Regions from separate parts of the Homo sapiens genome. Here region 1 is linked to region 2. A link is an interaction called in ENCODE POLR2A ChIA-PET data of the cell type or tissue named here. Cell type or tissue: Caco-2. All regions are shown on one strand. Links, peaks and the distances in the headings refer to the core of each region. The heading gives the core; the rest is flanking DNA.

The links. Peaks named below come from ENCODE experiments on the same cell type or tissue, not always from the same donor. Only the 100,000 strongest peaks of a DNase experiment are listed, where the experiment ranks them.
Region 1: POLR2A ChIA-PET joins it to region 2 with 8 read pairs; 2 of 35 experiments call an interaction of 5 or more read pairs at or near these places.

Annotation. Positions count from the first base shown.
Region 1 is chr12:12,153,439-12,156,353 of GRCh38, reverse strand. The region is part of intron 12 of LRP6 (LDL receptor related protein 6); the gene reads left to right. It also overlaps the pseudogene RPL21P100. Among named protein-coding and RNA genes, the nearest start is that of MIR1244-4, 43 kb to the right of the region's middle. In Caco-2, for the core only: no CTCF peak of the experiment used is centred there; no DNase peak of the experiment used is centred there.
Region 2 is chr12:12,318,983-12,321,897 of GRCh38, reverse strand. No RefSeq gene overlaps it. Among named protein-coding and RNA genes, the nearest start is that of MANSC1, 30 kb to the left of the region's middle. In Caco-2, for the core only: no CTCF peak of the experiment used is centred there; a DNase peak (open chromatin) is centred at 1,407.

The DNA.
Region 1 (2,915 bases), core at 125-2,624, 170 kb after region 2:
CGTTGCTGGTTTCAGCTAGGCCGGGTACTCCCGCTTCATGACTGTTGAACTGCTTGTTTACTCTGCTTGGAGTGTTATTGCATATATTTGCGTGGATACCCTTCACGTCCAAGTCTTTGCTTAATTGTTTCCTTCATAGTGACACCTGGTCTATGCTATTTAAAATTAAAATTATGCTGCCATTCTATCCAACGTGCCAGTGCCCCTTATCTGTACTTTTTCTTTTCTTTTTCCCATAGCACTTTCACCTCTTTATGTATTATGTAATTTATATACTCTACTATTTATGTCACTTCCTTCTTTATTATATTTGTTGCTTATTGTCTGTTGGAATATAAACTCCATGAAGCAACAATTTTTTTTCTGTTTTCTTCATTGACATATCTTATGTGCCTTAGAATAACACTTAGTCTGTGGTAGATACTCAAGAAATTATTGTTAAATAAATGAATGAAGAAACAAGGCAAGGCTTGGAAAAACACATACGCTGTTTTACCCAACAGCTTTGTGACCTTGGGAAAATTATTTAACCTTTTTTTTTTTTTTAACAGTCCAGAAGTCTTTTATTTTTTTAACACCTATTATGCCATGAATTCATAGGGAATAGGTTCCAGCAGCTCAGGCTCCTTCCCACTGGTTCTCACAAAATATGCTTCTCTGGGTGGAGCAGGCTGGCGCTTCAGTTGAACCCAGGTACCTTTCTCTTTGGCTTCTTTCTTTTTCTGATCATTTTCCTTCTTTTTCTGATAACTTTCCATTTTCTGATAGCTTCCTTTAGGAAGCTATCTCGGCTCTTAGCGTGCTTAACGTGCTGAATATGCATATTAATTCTGTTGGCAAGAATCTTGCCCTTAACTTTTTTGTTTACAACAATGCCAACAGCATGCTGGGTAACATTGTAGACCCTTCCAGTTTTGCAGTGGTAACACTTGTGGGGCATTCCTTTTGAACAGTACCCATTCCCTTGATGTCTACAATATCACCTTTCTTACAGATTTGCATATAGGTGGCCAAAGGAACAACTCCATGCTTTCTAAAAGGCCTAGAGAACACGTATCGGGTGCCTCTCCTCTTTCCCTTTGTGTTCATCATTTTGGCAAATTACTGGAAGATGGCAGTTCTGGCTGAAAGACTTTTTGTTTGTTTGTTTGTTTGTTTGAGACAGAGTCTCACACTGTCACCCAGGCTGGAGTAAAGTGGCGTGATCTTGGCTCACTGCAACATCCGCCTCCCAGGTTCAAGTGATTCTCCTGTCTTAGCCTCCTGAGTAGCTGAGTTTACAGGCGTGCATCACGGTGCCTGGCTAATTTTTGTGTTTTTAGTGGAGACGGGATTTCACCATGTTGGCCAGGCTGGTCTTGAACTCCTGACCTCAGGTGATCCACCAGCCTTGGCCTCCCAAGATGCTGGGATTACAGGCATGAGCCACTACGCCTGGCCTAACCTTTCAGATCCTCAGCGCACTCGCCTATAAAATAGAGATAATTTTGTGGATTAAATAACATTTAGTATGATATGTAATATATTGGAGGTCCTAAATAAATTTTTCTTTTCCTTTCCTCGTCTCAAATTTTATTTTCTTACTTTCAAAATCATAGCTACAAGGCTCTCCTTGTCACTCAGTGCTTCTTTCTGGCTTTTTTCCCTCTTTTTAAGAGATCAGGTCTTACTGTGTTGCCCAGGTTAGACTTGAACTCCTGGGCTCAAGCAGTCCTCCCACCTCAATCTTCCGAGTTGCTGGAACTACGAGCACATGCCACTGCGCTAGGCTCTATTGCTTGTTTCTTTGTTTCTTCATATATTATTGTAATGAGTGTTTATTTATCAAGCACCTATTACATGCTGCGCATTACTTCAGCCGTTGGAAAACATAGCAGTGAATGAAATTCAGTGGAACAGATAATAAACTAAATAAATTATGTCAGGGGTTAGGTGGCAATAAGTATAATGAAGAAATATAAAGAGCAAGAAAGGGTGATGGTGACAGGGACTGCAGTGTTAACTGGGGTGATTAGGGAAGTTCTTACTGAAAAAATGACATTTATGTCAAGAACTGAAGGAAGTGAGGAAATGAGCTATGCGGATACTGGGAGAAGGCCTATCAAGCAAAAGGGGATAGTAAATGCAAAAGGTCTTGGGGGAACATGTCCGACATGTTAGAGGAACACCTAGGAAGCTAGTGTTGCTGGAATGAAGTGAATAAAGAAATTAGATCAGAGAGGAAATGGGAAGCCAGATTGTGTAATCCTTTATTCAGTACTGAAGTGGCCTCTGTGGCATCTTTGTGCAAATTGGAAAAAGATGTTTCCTCTGAGCAGATTTAGCCCTACAGGTGTATGGCGTGGCTAAGGAAGTGTGGACTGGATTTCAGTTCCTACTCAATGCCCCTGGCACAGAGCACAAATGGTACAGTCATACATGATGGTCTTGGCCTTATAGTTTATTCTATTCTTAAACAAGAGCAACACCTTTGTCTAAGCTACCAGTGAACACATATGCCTTCAGAAGAGAACTGAAAAGCTCCCTCCTACGTACATCTCATCCTCCAGCTTCTCTGATGTCTCCATTGTGGGAATGCGAGACTCAAGACAACCAGATGAGGTCGTTGTTAAAGCACCATTCTGAAGGAAATGTGAGAGAGGTGGTTAGAGTTTAATAAATTTGATAGGGTGGATTTAGGCTTTTAAAATGGCATATTCTTTGTCATTTTAAACACTGACTTGAAAATAGGTCAAAATATTAGCTGCCTTTTAGAAATAACCAGTTAATTTGTAATTTTTAATATATTTGAGTAGACTTTTTGGAGCAGGTATTTATTTGGAGCCACATATGGCTTTCTCTTAATCTGCATTTCTAGAACAACAAGATCCACAACTAATTGTGGAATCTTATTGAAGGTTAAAATTTTGCTTGGA
Region 2 (2,915 bases), core at 206-2,705:
CATAAGGGGAGTTTATTAAGTATTAACCTCCACAATCACAAGGTCCCACAATAGGCTGTCTGCAAGCTGAGGAGCAAGGAGATCCAGTCCAAGTCCCAAAACTGAAGAACCTGGAGTCCGACGTTTGAGGGCAGGAAGCATCCAGCATGGGAGAAAGATGTAGGCTGGGAGGCTAGGCCAGTCTCTCTCCTTTTCGTGTTTTTCTGCCTGCCTTATATTCACTGGCAGCTGATTACATTGTGCCCACCAGATGAAGGGTGGATCTGCCTTCCCCAGCCCACTGACTCCAATATTAATCTCTTTTGGCAATAGCCACGCAGACACACCCAGGATTCATACTTTGTATCCCTCAATCCAATCAAGTTGACACTCAGTATTAACCATCACACCAACTATCACAACACTCACCTGACTACATACATTTTTAGGCCTTTAATGCAGATGGATCCATTTTCATAAGCTGAAGAAGATAAAAAGATGGAAGGCAGAGGTGGGAGGATCACTTAAGGCCAGGAGTTCAAGGCCAGCCCGAGCAACCTAGCAAGACCCTGTCTCTAAATAAATTTTTTTTTAAAGAAGAAAGGTGAAAGGATAATATAGAAGAAATAGTATTTGAAGCCAATGCATAAGTTTCTAAGTGAGTGAAGGTGAGTAGGTGAAAGACAGGATTCCAGAGATTGGGCAGATGAACCATTAGCAAACAATTGAATGTTATTGTCTTTTTGTGTTTTTTTTTGTTGTTGTTTGTTTGTTTTTCTCTTTTAGAGACAGAGTATTGCTCTGTTGCCCAGGCCAGAGGCAGTGCTATGATCAGAGCTCAATGCTGCCGTGACCTCCTGGGTTCAAGTGATCCTCCTGCCTCAGCCTCCCAAGTAGCTGGGACTACAGGTATGCATCACCATGCCTAGTTAATTTTTTAAATTTTTTGTAGAGACAGGGTTTCGCTATGTCGCCCAGGCTGGTCTCAAACTCCTGGCCACAAGCGATCCTCCCACCTCAGCCTCCCAAAGTGCTGGGATTACAGGCATGAGCCACCGTGCTTGGCCTCATTGTTTAATATTTAATGAAAGTATACATGGTGCTAAATTTATTTAGCCTCAGTCAGTGACCCCTAACAAACCACTAAGGCATTCCATGCCAGGCTGACCAGGTACAGTGGCACACAAGCCAAATGCTACTGCCACACAGCCTCCTTTTTAAATGTCCCAGAGTAGAGAGGAATAGGGACAGCTGCATTTTTGCAGCCAGCAAGGAGCTCCAGAGAGATCCTTTCCCAGCAGCCCCTGCCTTCCAGACAGGCGTTCTTATGCTCCAGTTATGTTCTGCAAATCTCAGCTTTTTTCATGTCCTCATCAGTCAACATCATCAGCAAGCTTTGCGGGGAGAAAGCCAAAAAAGTTCTTATCTTTAAAAACAAAAAAAAAAGAAAGGAAAGTCTTGCATTAGACGGACTTTGTCCAGCGCTGTTGCACCCGCCCTCCCTTCCTTCCACTCATACCTAACTTTGAAAACTGTCCCCAGGCATAATAAAATCCCCCTGGCTGGATTTACGACCTTCCAAGCTGCAGTGGAGAGGAAAAAGGCCCAACTCTGAGAAAAACAAGTATCCAGGGAGGACGGTGTGTGCTGAATTTTAAAATGTTAAATTACGGTGAAAAATTTGCTGGAAAAGAAACTATCTTTCAAATTGTGCTACATAGTAAAGTTAATAGAGCCCATATGTCCTCTACTAAAATTTAGAAAAACAAACTAAAAACAATACTTTCGCGCCTGCCAGGCTGAAATGTGATCTACTTCTTAATATTCACCCAACACAGGGTAAAATGCTTTAAGATGGTAATGATTCCAAAGCGCAGCTCAAGCTCAGTGGATAAACAACAGACCTCAAACCCTGGGGGGCTCATGTTCTCATCATAGCTCTGGGCAAGTCACTTAATCTCATGGTTCCTTCTCAATTTTCTCAGCTCTGAAACGGGGATGGCAGCACTTCACGAGGTGTTTATGAGGCATACTAAGATGGTTGTAAAACATTTTACAAATGTTTAATAACTGATGCCCTTTTCATAATTTGGCTTTATAACATCTTTCATTATTCATTCAGTGGTGTGGAAATAAATGAGTACAGGGGCTATTTACTCAGAGCTTGCTATGCTATGGGAGTCAGCTTCCATCACTTTGGCAGAAGGTCAAAGCAGGCAGAGGAGTGAGAGAATTTACAGTGACAAAAAGGGAAGGCTTCAGGTTTATCTGGATTGGAGCTTATTGGCACGAGGAAGTGGGAGATGGACTGCTTAGAAGCAGGGCAGGCTGGGTGCGGTGGCTCACGCCTGTAATCCCAGCAATTTGGGAGGCTGAGGTGGGAAGCTCACAAGGTCAGGAGTTCAAGGCCAGCCTGGCCAACATAGGGAAACCTCGTCTCTGCTAAAAATATAAATAAATAAATAAATAAGCCGGGCATGGTGGTGCGTGCCTGTAGTCCCAGCTGCTAGGGAGGCTGAGGCAGGAGAATTGCTTTAATCTGGGAGGCAGAGGTTGCAGTGAGCCAAGATCGCACCACTGCACTCCAGCCTGGGTGACAAAGCGAAACTCTGTCTCAAAAAAAAAAAAAAAAAAAAAATGAAGCAGGGCATCTTCGGTGATTAGTCTGGGGAGCATCTTTGGCTTTCTCTGGTCGGTGCTGAGTTGGAAGCCAAGTGGTTTGGCTTCCCCAGCTGGTTGCTACAAAGTTTGTGAGACTCAGTTCTATTCCCCATGGTCTGGCCATTGTTCACTGTTGGTATATTCATCCGTGAAAAATTAAAGATAGGAGGGTTCTGACTACCCCAGGAGAAAACCAGGTGCCTGCCTAGCAGCCTAGGGAGTAATTTATATTTCTTATACCTTTTAAATACTTTTAGAAGAAGCAAATTTAGAAG